2 separate regions of the Homo sapiens genome follow, and region 2 is linked to region 1. A link is an interaction called in ENCODE POLR2A ChIA-PET data of the cell type or tissue named here. Cell type or tissue: A673. All regions are shown on one strand.

The links. Peaks named below come from ENCODE experiments on the same cell type or tissue, not always from the same donor. Only the 100,000 strongest peaks of a DNase experiment are listed, where the experiment ranks them.
Region 2: POLR2A ChIA-PET joins it to region 1 with 9 read pairs; 5 of 35 experiments call an interaction of 5 or more read pairs at or near these places.

Annotation. Positions count from the first base shown.
Region 1 is chr17:29,602,041-29,610,040 of GRCh38, reverse strand. It overlaps ANKRD13B (ankyrin repeat domain 13B), which reads right to left. Exons shown (of 15, transcript NM_152345.5): 2 at 2,164-2,299; 3 at 1,931-2,055; 4 at 1,801-1,846; 5 at 1,047-1,190; 6 at 766-955; 7 at 620-686. Among named protein-coding and RNA genes, the nearest start is that of ANKRD13B, 13 kb to the right of the region's middle. In A673, no CTCF peak of the experiment used is centred here; no DNase peak of the experiment used is centred here; H3K27ac peaks cover 427 bases.
Region 2 is chr17:29,511,120-29,519,119 of GRCh38, reverse strand. It overlaps TAOK1 (TAO kinase 1), which reads right to left. Exons shown (of 20, transcript NM_020791.4): 16 at 1,464-1,667. Among named protein-coding and RNA genes, the nearest start is that of ABHD15, 52 kb to the left of the region's middle. In A673, no CTCF peak of the experiment used is centred here; no DNase peak of the experiment used is centred here.

The DNA.
Region 1 (8,000 bases):
TTTTGTATTGTTAGTAGAGACGGGGTTTCACCATGTTAGCCAGGCTGGTCTCGAACTGACCTCAGGTGATCCGCTCACCTCGGCCTCCCAAAGCGCTGGGATTACAGGCATGAGCCACCATGCCCAGCCAGGCAGTCATTTTTAGGGATAAAGGCCTGGCTCTAGGGTCAGGCCAGCCAGGATCTGAACCCCAACTCTGCCACTTAACAGCTGTGTGACCTTGTACAGGTCACAGAACCACTCTAAGCCTCTATTTCCTCATCATAAAATGGACCGATCATCCCTACTTCCTGGGGTTGTTGTGAAGAGTAAATGGGATGCCAAGGAAAGGACTCAATAAACATGCGTAAAATGGGAATACTAACAGAACAGCACCTACCAGAAAGGGTTGCTGTGAGGAATAAATGTGTGTGTGTGTGTGCGTGTGCACGTGCCCTGTGTATACATCCATACATCCATATAAAACACCAGAGAAGTGCCTTGAACCCAAATATAAGTGCTTGACCACGCTGCATTGCTTCTGTACCTCCAGGGCTGGGGAAGGGAGGTCAGAATCCCCTGTACAGCTTGCTGTAGGCAAGAGTGCAGCTGGGCTGGCAGCTGGGAGCTGCAGCCTCACCTTAGCTTCATACCCATTCACCATCTCCGTCTTTTCACTGCGCCAGCCCAGGATGCCAGTCTTGTTCCTGGGGAAGCAGAGTGGTCCAGGTGAGGCAGGCACCCCACCGGGCTGGCTCAAGGGTGACCAAGGCCATGTCCACCCACCTCTCAAAGGAGATATTCTTGGTGTCAAGCTGAGTGGTGACGACGGGCGCGGTAAGCCGGCTCAGCACCTGTTCCTCAGTGGGCTGAGCAGCAGCCAGCAGCAGCTCCCGGTCCTGCCCAGCCAGTGCCAGAGTCTCTGTGTACACCACCCGGCGGTCGTGGTCAATCTCCATGACCACGGCGCTTGTGTCTGCCAGACACGGAACAGCACAGGGGGATCAGGGGTGGCCTGGGGCTGCCTCCCATCGTCCCCACCCTGCCCCACTTCCTGCCTGCCTGACCTTGGCCCCTGAAGACAAAGCTGCGGTTCCCTCGCTGCCAGGTCATGTGGTCAAAGCCCAGGAGTGTGGTGTCTACCCTCAGGTTCTGGCCGCTCTTCCACACTTTGTAGGTGTCACTAGGGCAGATCTTGGACACCAGGGGCACTGGTGGAAGCGGAGGTTGGAGGTGGCTTTGACTGGTCTGGCCTACACGGCCTGGACCAGCTCAGGGCATGGGGTTTGGGATCCGTGTGGCCAGGAACAGGGGAGGGAACTGAAGAGAGAGCAGCCTCTCCTCCAAAACCCCCTCCCTGGCCAGTGTAGACCATACTCACACAGAAGAGCAACCTGAGGTCGGGACGGGCATGTTTCTGTCACCACTAAGTCCCTAGTGTCCATCATTTGTTAATTCACTCACTCACTCTTTCATCCATTCTTTCAACAAATATTTATGAAACACCTACTGAGTGTTCCAGCCACTGGGAATACAACAGTGAAAAAGACAGGACTCCTGCCCTCTCAGAGCTTACCTTCTAACAAGGAGCGGCAGGTCATGAATACAGTAAGCAAATCATGACAGAGTGAAGAGAATAATAATGGAGTCAAGACAGTATCTGGGGCAATCTGGAAAGGCCTAGCTGAGGCGGTGGCCCTGAGCTGAGCTAAGGCATAGAGGGAACCGCCGGAAGAACTATGAGAACACATTCCAGGCAGGGGAGCAAGCGCAGGACCTAAAGTGGGAGAGCCCAGAAGCGACCTGCTGCAGCCCGCTTACCCCAGCTAGTGAACTCCCATTTCATCTCCACGTAGAAGTCCTGGGCCTGGAGGACGAAGGGGAGAGAGGCTAAGTCTGCACTGGAGAAGGGCTCAAGGGCTCCCGTGGAGGCTGAGAGGCTGGGCCTCACCTTGCGCAGCTTCTCCAGGAGCACGGGGATGCCCGCCAGCCGCTTCACCACCCGCTGGTAGTCCCGGTACCGAAGCACCAGCTGCACCAGCTCCAGGTCCCGGGTACTCACAGCCTCCTGGAGCACTGGGGGAGGGCGAGGCAAGGTCACAGGGCAGGACCCTTCAGCCAACCATAGGTCTATGATGCTGGGGAGGCCCCGGCTGTGGGGCTGGGGTGAGCAGGGCTGCCCACCTGTCCAGCCGCTGCGATTCTCCCTGCCCACGTCTGCGCCGTGCGCCAGGAGCACACGGGCACACTCAAGGTGCCCCAGCGTGGTGGCCAGGTGCAGGGGAGTCCGGCCGCGGGGATCCAGCTGCTCGATGTCCACCTGGAGGAGGAGGAGGAGTGGAAGATAAAGCCCCAGTCACGTCGGAGGCAGCCCTCCGGAGCCAGACAGCCCTGGAGCAGGCAGCAACCCCCACCCCCTGCTGGGGCTGCTCTGCCTCACCAACCTCACAAGGCAACGGAAAGACAGACACTATGGGCAACGGAAAGACAGACACTATGAGCAACGGAAAGACAGACACGTGGATGGAAAGGGGCTTAGAAGACAGGACAGAAAGTAACTCTGGAAGAGGGAGGGCTTCCTCCCTTCCTGTCCACCAAGGGCCCCTGGCTGGGTCCTCTCCTCCAGGGCCCAGTGGCCTGCCTGCCAAGAATAAGCCTGGGACTGAAGTGGGGTGGCAAAGAGGCTGTTGGCCAAGGAGCTCACCTGGGACCAGACCTACCCTAAGGGTCCCAGGCCACCTTCAGGAAGAGCTACCAATTTAGATCACTGACATTATCACTGAGTGAGGTTTAACAAACGGTTACAGTAATACACAGACAGGAATGAAATAACAAGTTCATGGTATTAATACAATTTCACAACCATGTCCTGTGCTTGTGGGACACTATGCATTAAAATTTGTACAAATCCTATAATTTTGTGAATAACATGATTACATTGCATGAGATTTCTGTTGTGTGATAAAAGTGATAAAAGCTTTTTTTGGGGTTTTTTTTTGTGTTTTTTTTGGGGGGACGGAGTCTCACTCTGTTGGCTAGGCTGGAGTACAATGACGTGATATCAGCTCGCTGTAACCTCCGTCTCCCAGGTTCAAGCGATTCTCCTGCCTCAGCCTCCCAAGTAGCTGGGATTACAGACATTCGCCAACACGTCTGGCTAATTTTTTGTATTTTTAGTAGAGATGGGTTTTCACCATGTTGGCCAGGCTAGTCTTGAACTCCTGACCTCAGGTGATCCACCTGGCTCGGGCTCCCAAAGTGCTGGGATTACAGGTGTGAGCCGCAGTGCCCAGACAAAAGATTTTTTTTTTTTTTTTTTTTTTTTTTTTTTTTACTTGAGACAGGGTCTCACTATGTCACCCAGGCTGGTCTCAAACTCCTAGGCTTGAGCAATCCTCCTGTTTCAGCCTCCCAAGCAGCTGGGATTACAAGCCCCTGCACCTGGCTTAGAAAGCATGTTTGTTAAACGTAAGTTTTGTTTGTTTGTTTGTTTGTTTGTTTTTTGAGACAGAGTCTCACTGTGTCACCCAGGCTAGAGTGCAGTGGTGCCATCTTGGCTCATTGCAACTTCCGCCTCCCAGGTTCAAGCGATTCTTGTGCCTCAGCCTTCTGAGTAGCTGGGATTACAGGCGAGCACCACTATGCCAGGCTAATTTTTGTATTTTAGTAGAGACGGGGTTTTGATATGTTGCCCAGGCTGGTCTCTAACTCCTGACCTCAAGTGATTCGCCTGCCTTGGCCTCCCAAAGTGTTGGGATTACAGGCGTGAGCCACCACGCCCGGTCTTAAGCATAAGTATTTAAATATATTTCGAGAGTCTAGGACTTCTGGTTAAGAACAGTGAACTGACAGGCCAGGCGCGGTAGCTCACGCCTGTAATCCCAGCACTTTGGGAGGCCGAGGCGGGTAGATCACCTGAGGTTGGGAGTTCGAGACCAGCCTGACAACATGGAGAAACCCCATCTCTACTAAAAATACAAAATTAGCCAGGCGTGGTGGCCCATGCCTGTAATCCCAGCTAATCAGGAGGCTGAGGCAAGAGAACCGCTTGAACCCGGGAGGCGGAGGTTGCAGTGAGCCGAGATCATGCCACTGCACTCCAGCCTGGGCGACAAGAGCAAAACTCCGTCTCAAAAAAAAAAGGAACAGTGAACTGACCACATGCATGTAACTCCCTCCTCTTCTCTGAACTTGATTAAAACGCCAGTAAAAAGGCTTCTACTCCTACCATAATAAATGAAATTACTCTGCCACCATAAACAATGAGAAAATTATTGCTGCAAAATATATGAAGGCTGGGCACAGAGGCTCACCCCTGTAATCCCAGCAATTTGGGAGGCAAAGGTTGGCGGATTGCTTGAGCCCAGGAGTTAGAGATCAGCCTGGGCAATATGGCAAAACCCCATCTCTACAAAAAATACAAAAGAATTAGCCGGGTATGATGGCCTGTGCCTGTAGTCCCAGCTACTCAGAGGCTGAGGTGGGAGGATCGCTTAAGCCTGGGAGGTTGAGGCTGCAGTGAGGTATCATCACACCTCTGCACTCCAGGCTGGGCAACAGAGTGAGACGCTGTCTCAAATATATATATACATATGCGTGTGTGTGTATATATATATGTGTGTGTGTATGTGTGTGTGTGTGTGTGTTTGTGTGTGTATATATATATATTTCTCTATATAGAAAATATATGTAAAGAGAAATAGCTGTTTTTAGAAGTCCAGAACTGTGATCCCTGAAGTAAGGAAAATGAACAAGGTGAGCTCTGTAACATCCCTGGATTTCTGCCTGGAGGAACATTCCAGACTGTAATTCAAGGAGGGGAAGCCCGAGCAGAGCATGGTGCTCTTCCTGAGTTGAGAAGATGGAGACAGGATTCAGGGAAGCCAAGGTATTAAAGGTTGCAGCAGAGCACAGTTCTGGAAAAGAGTAAACTACTCAAAAAACTCCAGAAATCTGCATAGGGGTCTCTTCAAGTCTTCCTGAATACTAAACTTCACATGTGTATAGTGAAACTCAGTAAGACCACACAAAAAGGAGCAATAAAATGGTAAATTCTCAGAGCTCACCAAAAGCAAGGAGATAATCAAGCTCCAGCCTCCTAGAGTGGAGATGCATATTTAATCAGACCTCAGAAGGGTTATGCCTTAGCAGTAGAGCTAAACTATCCCTAGAGAAAAGGCTCACCTAGACCCACCCTAACAGATTAAAAATTAGCCTCAGGCCGGGTGCAGTGGCTCATGCCTGTAATCCCAGCACTTTGGGAGGCGGAGGCGGGCAGATCACCTGAGGTCAGGAGTTCAAGACCAGCCTGGCCAAAATGGCGAAACCACATCTCTACTAAAAATACAAAAAATTAGCCGGGCTTGGTGATGGGTGCCTGTAATCCCAGCTACTCAGGAGGCTGAGGCACAAGAATCACTTGAACCCAGGAGGCGGAGGTTGCAGTGAGCCAAGACTGCACCACTACACTCTGGCCTGGGTGACAGAGCAAGACTCCATCTCAAAAAAAAAAAAGAAAAGAAAAGAAAAAGAAAAAGAAAAATTAGCATCAAAGGCCAGGCACGGTGGCTCACACCTCTAATCCCAGCACTTTGGGAGGCTGAGGCAGGCAGATCACTTGAGCCTAGGAGTTCAAGACCAGCCTGGGCAACATACCAAAACCCCATGTCTACAAAAAATACAAAAAATTAGCCAGGTATGGTAGCATGTGCCTGTAGCCTCAGCTACTCAGTGACTGAGGCAGGAGGATCCCTTAAGCCCAGGAGGTTGAGGCTGCAATGAGCTGAGATTGCCCCACTGCACTCAAGCCTGGGTGACAGAGCAAGACTCTGTCTCAAAAAAAAAAGCCTCAAAAAGGTCAAACTGATTTGCAAGTAATTTACCTAGTCTGCCTGAACAAAGCCCAACACTCTTTAAAGAACAATAACAAATCCAGATGCTTAACATCATATTTACAATGTCCAAAATTCAGTTAAAAATTACTAGATATGCCAAAAAGTAGGAAAATAAAACTTATAGGCAGGGTGCGGTGGCTCACGTGAGCCTGTAATCCCAGCATTTTGGGAGGCTGAGGCGGGTGGATCACGAGGTCAGGAGATCGAGCTTGCAGTGAGCCGAGATGGCGCCCCTGCACTCCAGCCTGGGCAACAGAGAGAGAGACTCCATCTCAAAAAAAAAAAAAAAAGAAAGAAAATATAACCTATAATCAGGAGAAAAATAATTTCATAGAAACAAAACTCAGAAATGATAAAGATGATAGATGGCTCAATATACTCAAGAGTTTAAAGAAAAACATGAAAAAGATGTTCATGAGGAGAGGAATGAGAGGTATAAAAAAGAACCCAGTGGACCATCTAAAGATAGTAAGTACAGTAACTGAAATGAAAAATTCACTGAATGGAAATAACAGCAGATTAGACACTGCACAATTTAAAAATCAGTGAATTTGAAGACAGCAATAGAACTTTCCAAACTGAAGCACAGAGGAGAAAAACAGTACTGAAAAATAAAGTTGGCTGGGCTTCTATAGTCCCAGCACTTTTGGAGGCCAAGGCGGGAGGTTGGCTTGAGTTCAGGAGTTTAAGACCAGCCCAGGCAATACAGCAAGACTCTGTCTCTACAAACAAAACAAAACAAAACAAAACAACTTTTACATTAGCTGGGCATGGTGGCAAGCAGCTGTAGTCCCAGCTCCTCTGAAGCTGAGGCAGGAGGATCCCTTGAGCCCAGGAGTTCGAGGCTGCAGTGAGCTATGATCACGCCACTGCACTCCAGCCTGGGCAACAGAGCAAGACCCTGTCTCTATGGAGCCTCATAATCTGTAAGACATTATCAAGCATTGTAACATATATCTATTGGAATCCCAAAGGACAGAATAAAGAAGTAGGACAAATAAGACAAATTTAGAGAAATAGGCCGGGTGCGGTGGCTCACGCCTGTAATCCCAGTACTTTGGGAGGCCAAGGCGGGTGGATCACAACATCAGGAGTTTGAGACCAGCCTGGCCAATATGGTGAAACCCCATTTTTACTAAAAATACAAAAATTAGCCAGGCGTGGTGGTGGGCACCTGTAGTCCCAGCTACTTGGGGGCTGAGGCAGGAGAATCGCTTGAACCCGGGAAGGGGAGGTTGCAATGAGCCGAGATCGTGTCACTGCACTCCAGCTTGGGCGACAGAGGGAGACTCCATTTCAAAATAAGTAAATAAATAATAAAAGAAAGAAAGAACGTCCAAAATTTTTCCAAACTTGATAAAAACTACTATGGTGGGTTGAAGAATGGTGCCCCTCCTAAGACATGTCCACATCACATTCTGACCCTCACAGCCTATGAATGAGACCTTATTTCAAAAAAGGGTCTTTGCAGACATAATTAAGTTAAGGATCTCAAGATGAAATAATCCTGGATCACCCAGGGGGCCCTAAATCCAATGACAGGTGTCTTTCTAAGACACTCAGAGAGGTGGGAAGGCCATGTGAAGACGGAGGCAGAGACTAGAGTTCTGCAGCCACAAGCCAAGAGGGTTGTGGCCCAGTCACCAGAATCTGAAAGAGACAAGGCAGGACTCTTCCCTAGAGCCTTTGGAAGGACTGCCACCCTGCCAACATCTCAAATTTGTATTTATGTCTCCCGAACTGTGACAGAATAAATTTTTTTTTTTTTTTTTTGAGATGGAATCTCACTCTGTCGCCCAGGCTGGAGTGCAGTGGCGTGATCTCAGCTCACTGTAAGCTCCGCTTCCCCGGTTCACGCCATTCTCCTGCCTCAGCCTCCCAAGTAGCTGGGATTACAGGCACCCACCACCACGCCCGGCTAATTTTTTGTATTTTTAGTAGAGACGGGGTTTCACCGTGTTAGCCAGCATGGTCTCGATCTCCTGACCTCGTGATCCGCCCGCCTCGGCCTCCCAAAATGCTGGGATTACAGGCGTGAGCCACCACACCCGGCCAAATATTTGTTGTTTTAACCCACCTAGTTTGTAGTAATTTGTTGTGGAAACTAATACCAAGATAAAGCCAAGA
Region 2 (8,000 bases), 91 kb after region 1:
TTCAGGTCAGAGGCAAAAACTGCCCAGTGAATTTCCTCATATGTAAAAATCAAGGCTGGCCACTGTGGCTCACACCTGTAATCCCAGCACTTTGGGAGGCCGAGGTGGGTGGATCACCTGAGGTTGGGAATTGGAGACTAGCCAGGCCAACATGGCAAAACCCCGTCTCTACTAAAAATACAAAAATTAGCTGGGTGTGGTGATGCACGCCTGTAGTCCCAGTTACTTGAGAGGCTGAGGCAGGAGAATTGCTTGAACCTGGGAGGCGGAGGTTGCAATGAGCCGAGATTGCCACTGTACTTCAGCCTGGGTGAAAGAGCGAGACTCTGTTTCAAAATAAATAAATAAATAAATAAATAAATAGATAAAGTAAAAATAAAAAATAAAAATCAACATTTTAAATTTTTCATTTGTGGATTGGTTAATATTTATTGAATGCCTACTGTGAGTCAGAAACTGGAGATATAAAAAATTGCATCAATTCCGTGATTTCATAAAACTTCCATTGTAGTGAGGGAGTCAGGAACAACCTCCCTACCCTACAGAAACACATGGTTTTGTGAACACACACATGTTCATGTGAGAAAGAGAGTGCAAAGAAGACCATATGTATTTAGTTAGTTGTCTGTCTGTTTGAGACAGGGTCTTGCTCTGTAGCTCAGGCTGGAGTGCAGTGGCATGATCATGGCTCACTGCAACCTCAACCTCCTGGGCTCAGGCAATATTCATGCTTCAGCCTCCCAGGTAGCTGGCACTACAGGTGCACACCACAACACCCAGCTAATTTTTTTGTATACATATATTTTTTGTAGAGACAGGGATTTGTCATGTTGCCCTGTCTGGTCTCAAACTCCTAGGATCAAGTGATCTGCCTGCCTTGGCCTCCCAAAGTGTTCGGATTACAGTTACCATACCTGGCTGCAAAGAATAATATTTAAAGAAAGCAGAAGAATGTGGTGGTGCAGTCCAGGCATGGTAGCTCATGCTTGTAATCCTAGCACTTTGGGAGGCTGAGACGGGCAGACCGCATGAGGCCAGGAGTTCAAGAACAGCCTGGCCAACATGGCGAAAGCCCATGTCTACTAAAAATACAAAAATTAGTTGGGTGTGGTGGTGCACACCTGTAATCCTAGCTATTTGGGAGGCTGAGGCACGAAAATCACTTGCACCCAGGAGGTGGAGGTTGCACTGAGCCAAGATGGAGCCACTGCACTCCATACTTGGCGACATGGAGAGACTGTCTTGAAAAAAAAAATTTTGGTGGTTAAGAAAGAGATTTTGAGGAAATGACATCTGAGTAAAGATATACAGGGAGCAAACAATCCATGTGAATATCTGGGGAAGAATGATTCAGACAGAGGCAAGTATAAGTGCAAAGTCCCTGAGACTAGAATGGAATTGGAATATTTTCAGGAAAGATTCTTTTGATAAAGGATTTAAAATTTCTCATCACTCAAACTTACCTCCCTGACAAGGTCCTGCTCTAAGTTATGACGCCCAAGTAACATTCTTCTCTTGAAGCGACGGCATTCCAGCTCTAGGTATTGTCTTTGACGTCGAAGAAGGTTAGCTTCTTCTTCTGCTTGGAAATGCTGTATATTCTCCTTCTGCTTTGAAAGCCACTCCTGTTTTTCTTTTTTGGGGGTACTCTGGTTTTCATTTAGCTCCTGGCAACATAAAAAACAACTCAGGTAAAAATAGGCCTGGCACGGTGGCTCACGCCTGTAATCCCAGCACTCTGGGAGGCCGAGGTGGGCAGATCACCTGAGGTCAGGAGTTTGAGACTAGCCTGGCCAACATGGCGAAACTGTCTCTACTAAAATACAAAATTAGGCTGGGCGTGGTGGCTGACACCTGTAATTCCAGTACTTTTGGAGGCTGAGGCGGGCAGATCATGAGGTCAGGAGATCGAGACCATCCTGGCTAACACGGTGAAACCCTGTCTCTACTAAAAATACAAAAAAAATTAGCCGGGCATGGTGGCGGGTGCCCGTAGTCCCAGCTACTTGGGAGGCTGAGGCAGGAGAATGGTGTGAACCTGGGAGGCGGAGCTTGCAGTGAGCTGAGATCTCGCCACTGCACTGCAGCCTGGGTGACAGAGCGAGACTCTGTCTCAAAAAAAAAAAAAAATTAGCTGGGTACAGTGGCATGGGCCTGTACTCCCAGCTACTCAGCAGGCTGAGGCAGGAGAATTGCTTGAGCCCAGGAGGCAGGGGTTGCAGTGAGTCAAGATCACACCACTGCACTCTTTGGTGAAACTCCGTCTCAAAAACAAAACAAAACAAAAAAACCAACAACAACAACAACAAAAAAAACAGGGGTCGGGTGCAATGGCTTACACCTATAATCTCAGCACTTTGGGAGGCTGAGGCAGGCAGATCACCTGAGGTTGGGAGTTCGAGACCAGCGTGACCAACATGGAGAAACCCGGCCTCTACCAAAAATACAAAATTAGCCAGACATGGTGGTGCACACCTGTAATGTCAGCTACTTGGGAGGGTGAGGCAGAGAATCGCTTGAACCCAGGAGGTGGAGGTTGCAGTAAGCTGAGATGGCATCACTGCACTCCAGCCTGGGCAAGAAGAGCGAAACTCAGTCTCAAAAAAAAAAAAAAAAAATTAGCCAGGTGTGGTGGCACGTGTCTGGAGTCTCAGCTACTTGGGAGGCTGAGGCAGGAGCGTTGCTTGAACCTGGGAGGCAGAGGTTGCAGTGAGCCAAGATTGTGCCACTGCACTCCAGCCTGCGTGACAGAGTGAAACCCAGTCTCAGAAAAACAAAAACAACACAACGAAAACCCCATAAAAATTACCTACGTGAATATTATCATTTTGCATCAGTAAATTTTAAATAAAAGTTCTTGGCTGGGCGCGGTGGCTCACGCCTGTAATCCCAGCACTTTGGGAGGCAGAGGTGGGCAGATCACCTGAGGTTGGGAGCGCAAGACCAGCTTGACCAACATAGAGAAACCCTATCTCTACTAAAAATACAAAATTAGCCAGGCATGGTGGTGCAGGCTTGCAATCCCAGCTACTCGGGAGGCTGAGGCAGGAGAATCACTTGAACCTGGGAGGCGGAGGTTGCAGTGCAGTGAGCCGAGATCGCACCATTGCACTCCAGCCTGGGCAACAAGAGCAAAACTCCGTCTCAAAATAAATAAATAAATAAATACATACATAAAAATTAAAATAAACAAATAAAAGTTCTTAATTGTGTTTTTTCTCTAATGCTCAGGCAGGGCAATGCCCTCTAGAAGGCAAGTGGTATTTACATCTTTCTTTTTTTTTGAGACAGAGTCTTGCTCTGTCGCCCAGGCTGGAGTGCAGTGGCGCGATCTCGGCTCACTGCAACCTCCACCTCCTGGGTTCCAGTGATTTTTCCTGCCTCAGCCTCCTGAGTAGCTGGGATTACAGGCATCTGCCAGCATGCCCAGCTAATTTTTTGTATTTTTAGTAGAGACGAGATTTCACCATGTTAGCCAGTATGGTCTCGATCTCCTGACCCTGTGATCCACCCGCCTCAGCCTCCCAAAGTACTGGGATTACACGTGTGAGCCACTGCACCCGGCCTTTAGATCTTTCTTGAGTTACCCACTCAATCGGAAAGGAAAGAGAGATATGTACACCAGAAAACATGTGTATCTTTTGTCTCTGCACAGCTACGTTTCTGATGGTTCCTAACTTCGAAGTACACAATGATTGGTTAATAAAGTAAAACACATCCTTCTTTAAAACCTTCCCAAGAAGAGACAGAAGATAGTACTTTCAGGTAAAAATCACGAGTGAACTAGGACAAAAATACAGTTAAACATCTCGCTTCTTGGTTTTTGACATCCTTGATGCTAAGTTTTTGGCAAAATTATGGAAGGACTCAGCATAAGAAAACTGGAAATTAAATGGAAAATAAACAAAACCATGGGAGAATAGAGACATACTTTATGAATGGTATTTAATTTTCAGCATTAATAACCACTGAACAAATCAAAATTAATGATTTTCCACATTGTTTTACATACCAGCTCATAAACTATCTCAATAAGAATGCATTTATATTGAGCAATGTGAAAAAACTGGCAATATACTCAATGGAGCAAACTAGAATTTTTTTTTTTTTTTTTTTTTTTTTAGATCGAATTTCACTCTGTGACCCAGGCTGGAATGCACTGGCACGAATTCAGCTCCCTGCAGCATGGACCTCCCAGGTTCCAGTGATCTTCCCACCTAAGACTACTGAGTAGCTAGGACCACAGGTGTGTCCCACCATGCCTGGCTAATGATTTTTTTTTTTTTTTTTGCTAGACACAGGGTCTCAACATGTTGCCCAGGCTGGTCTTGAACTCCTGGGCTCAAGCGATCCTCCCACCTCAGCCTCCCAAAGTGCTGTTATAAGCATGTGCCACCCACCACTCTGGCCTTGATACTCTTTTGGTAAAAAATATACTAGTATTAGCATTCTGTGGCCAGGAATGGTGGCTCACATCCATCTGTAATCCCAGCATTTTGGGACGCCAAGGCCGGAGGATTGCTTGAGCCCAGGAGTTTGAGACCAGTTTGGAGAATATGGCAACACTGTTTCTACAAAAAATAAATTATAAAATTAGCTGGGCATGGTGGTATGCGTCTGTGGTCCCAACTACTTGGGAGGGTGAGGTAGGAAAACTGCTTCAGCCTGGGAGGTAAAGGCTGCAGTGAGCAGTATTGTGCCACTGCACTCCAGCATGGGTGACAGAGCGAAACCCTGTCTCAAAAAAAGCAAAACAAAACACCATCAACATTGTTTAGAATATAAATAGCTCATTTTTCTTAGTATAGGATCATTTTTCAGAGACTACTAGACCTCATTCATGGTCTTTCCCTTTAGTTAATAAAATATTCAAACACATAAAAATAAAAAGCACATAAATTATTACTTAAGAGTTTATGTGTATGCACGCTATGGGAAGAGAAAGGAATAACATGGGCACACAAGTAGACTATATACCTGGTTATCTTTTTCTTTTTCGAGGCAGAGTCTAGCTCTGTCGCTCAGGCTGCAGTGCAGTGGCCCAGCTCACTGCAACCTCCACCTTCCAAGTTACAGGGATTCTCCTGCCTCACCCTCTTGTGTAGCTGGGATGACAGTTGTGTGCCACCATGCTTGGCTAATTTTTTTATTTTTTATTTTTTTTAATTTATTTTTTGAGATGGAGTCTCACTCTGTCACCCAGGCTGGAGTGCAGTGGCACGATCTCGGCTCACTGCAACCTCTGCCTCCCGGGTTCAAGCAATTCTCCTGCCTCAGCCTCCTGAGTAGCTGGGATTATAAGTATGTGCCACCACGCCCGGCTAATTTTTTTGTATTTTTAGTAGAGACAGTGTTTCACCATATTGGGCAGGCTAGTCTCAAACTCCTGACCTTGTGATTTGCCCGCCTCGGCCTCCCAAAGTGCTGGGATTACAGGGGTGAGCCACCGCGCCTGGCCATACCTGGGTATCTTTTTCAAAATCTTCTGCCAGGGAACTCTCCCCTCCAAGACTCTGATATGTCCCTTCCTCTCTACTGAGAATCATTATTCTAAATGAACACAAATACATACACAACAACTTAGCTTCTAAAAGAAAATGCATTTATTTGTTTGACTATATGGTATATGCCTAAAGGATTATCTAAACAAACTAATCCATAAAGCTAAAGTCTGATTTCACTGGAAAACAAAACAACTGCATTTTGTTGGAGATTTATTTATAGTTGGAAACTCTATTTACTATTGTTTCAAACTCAAACTTCCAGTAGAGTTTGGCTTTCGAATTATAGTCATGGGAGTATACTGCAAATTATACCATTTAGAGTTGTAAAAATCTTGTCAGTGAAGCTCACGTGGCAAGGTATAGAGCAAGTCTTTGTGCCACCAATAGGTACACAACAAGACATACATATCTGATTATAAGGCAAATTCCTACACATACAAAAATCATTAATATCAAATTGATTATACTTATTTTATCAAAATCAATCGATGTATCACAGTATGCTAATTAATTATATGAACTAAAAATTTCAATCATCCTATAAGACGGGGGGGGGGGTGGGTAAATTAAAAGACATATCATTTTTCTGTCCTAGTGACTATCTTGAATAATGATCCTCTTTAAGAAGTTGTCGGGCCAGGCATGGTGGCTCACGCCTGTAATCCCAGCACTTTGGGAGGCCAAGGCGAGCAGATCATGAGGTCAGGAGATTGAGACCATCCTGGCTAACATGGTGAAATCCAGTCTCTACCAAAAATACAAAAAATTAGCCGGGCGTGGTGGTGGGTCCCTGTAGTCCCAGCTACTCGGGAGCCGGAGGCAGGAGAATGGTGTGAACCTGGGAGGCAGAGCTTGCAGTGAGCCGAGATCGCGCCACTGCACTCCAGCCTGGGTGACAGAGCAAGACTCTGTCTCCAAAAAAAAAAAAAAAGTTGTCAGCTGGATGTTGTGGCTCACACCTGTAGTCCCAGCACTTTGGGAGGCTGAGGCGGGTGGATCACAAGGTCAGGAGCTCAAGACCAGCCTGGCCAAGATGGTGAAACCCTCATCTCTACTAAAAATACAAAAATCAGCCAGGCGTGGTGGCAGTCGCCTGTAATGCCGGCTACTCAAGAGGCTGAGGCAGGAGAATCACTTGAACCCAGGCGGCAAAGGTTGCAGTGAGCCGAGATCATGCCACTGCACCCCAGCCTGGGCAACAGAGTGAGACTCCATCTCAAACCAAACCAAACCAAACAAACAAAAAGCAGCACAAGAGCCGGGAGTGGTGGCTAACTCTTGTAATCCCAGCACTTTGGGGGGCCGAGGTGGGTAGATTGTCTGAGGTCAGGAGTTTGAAACCAGCCTGGCTAACATGGTGAAACCCCGTCTCTACTAAAAAAATATATACAAATTAGCCAGGCATGGTGGCACACACCTGTAATCCCAGCTACTCGGGGGGGTTGAGGCAGGAGAATCCTTTCAACCTGGGGGGAGGGGAGGCTGCAGTGAGCCAAGATCACACCACTGCACTCCAGCCTGTATGACAGAGTGAGACTTCCGTCTCAAAAAAAAAGCGGGGGGTAGGGGGGAGGCCGGGCAGCACAAGAAAGGGCAAACAAATATGAAACCCTGTAGCCACAAAGAAATAATCAGCATATTCTACTTAAAAAAAACCTGATAAGCAAATATCTCCCTTATTCTACATTTAAATTGGCATAAAAACAAATTATTATAATCTTCTGATCCAAAAGTAAGACATTATTGTTTACTTTTAAAGTAATAAATGTGATCAGGTGCGGTGGCTTATGCCTATAATCCCAGCACTTTGGGAAGCCGAGGTAGGCGGACTGCTTGAGCCCAGGAGTTTGAGACCAGACTAGGCAACATGGCAAGACCCTGTCTCTACAAAAAATAAATTTAAAAATCAGCCAGGAGTGGTGGTGTGTGCTTGTGTTCCCAGCTACTTGGAAGGCTAAAGCAGGATTGCTTGAGCACGGGAGGTCGAAGCTGCAGTGAGCTATGATTGTGCCACTGCACTCCAGCCCGTGGAACAGAATAAGACTGTCTCAAAAAATACACACAAAAAATAAAAACATAAGGCCAGGCACGATGGCTCATGCCTGTAATCCTAGCACTTTGGGAGGCCGAGGCAGGCGGATCACAAGGTCAGGAGATCGAGACCATCCTGGCTAACATGGTGAAACCCCGTCTCTACTAAAAAAAATACCAAATGTTTGCCGGGTGTGGTGGTGGGCGCCTGTAGTCCCAGCTACTAGGGAGGCTGAGGCAGGAGAATGGTGTGAACCCAGTAGGCAGAGCTTGAAGTGAGCCGAGAGCGCGCCACTGCACTCGAGCCTGGGTGACAGAGCGAGACTCTTTGTCTCAAAAATAAATAAATAAATATAAAATAAAAACATAAAAAAAGTATATTTTCAGGAAATGATTCATTTTAAATCCTACTCAACTAAATGACTCAGTTAAGGGTAACTGATTATAATCAATGTCATCATTTAA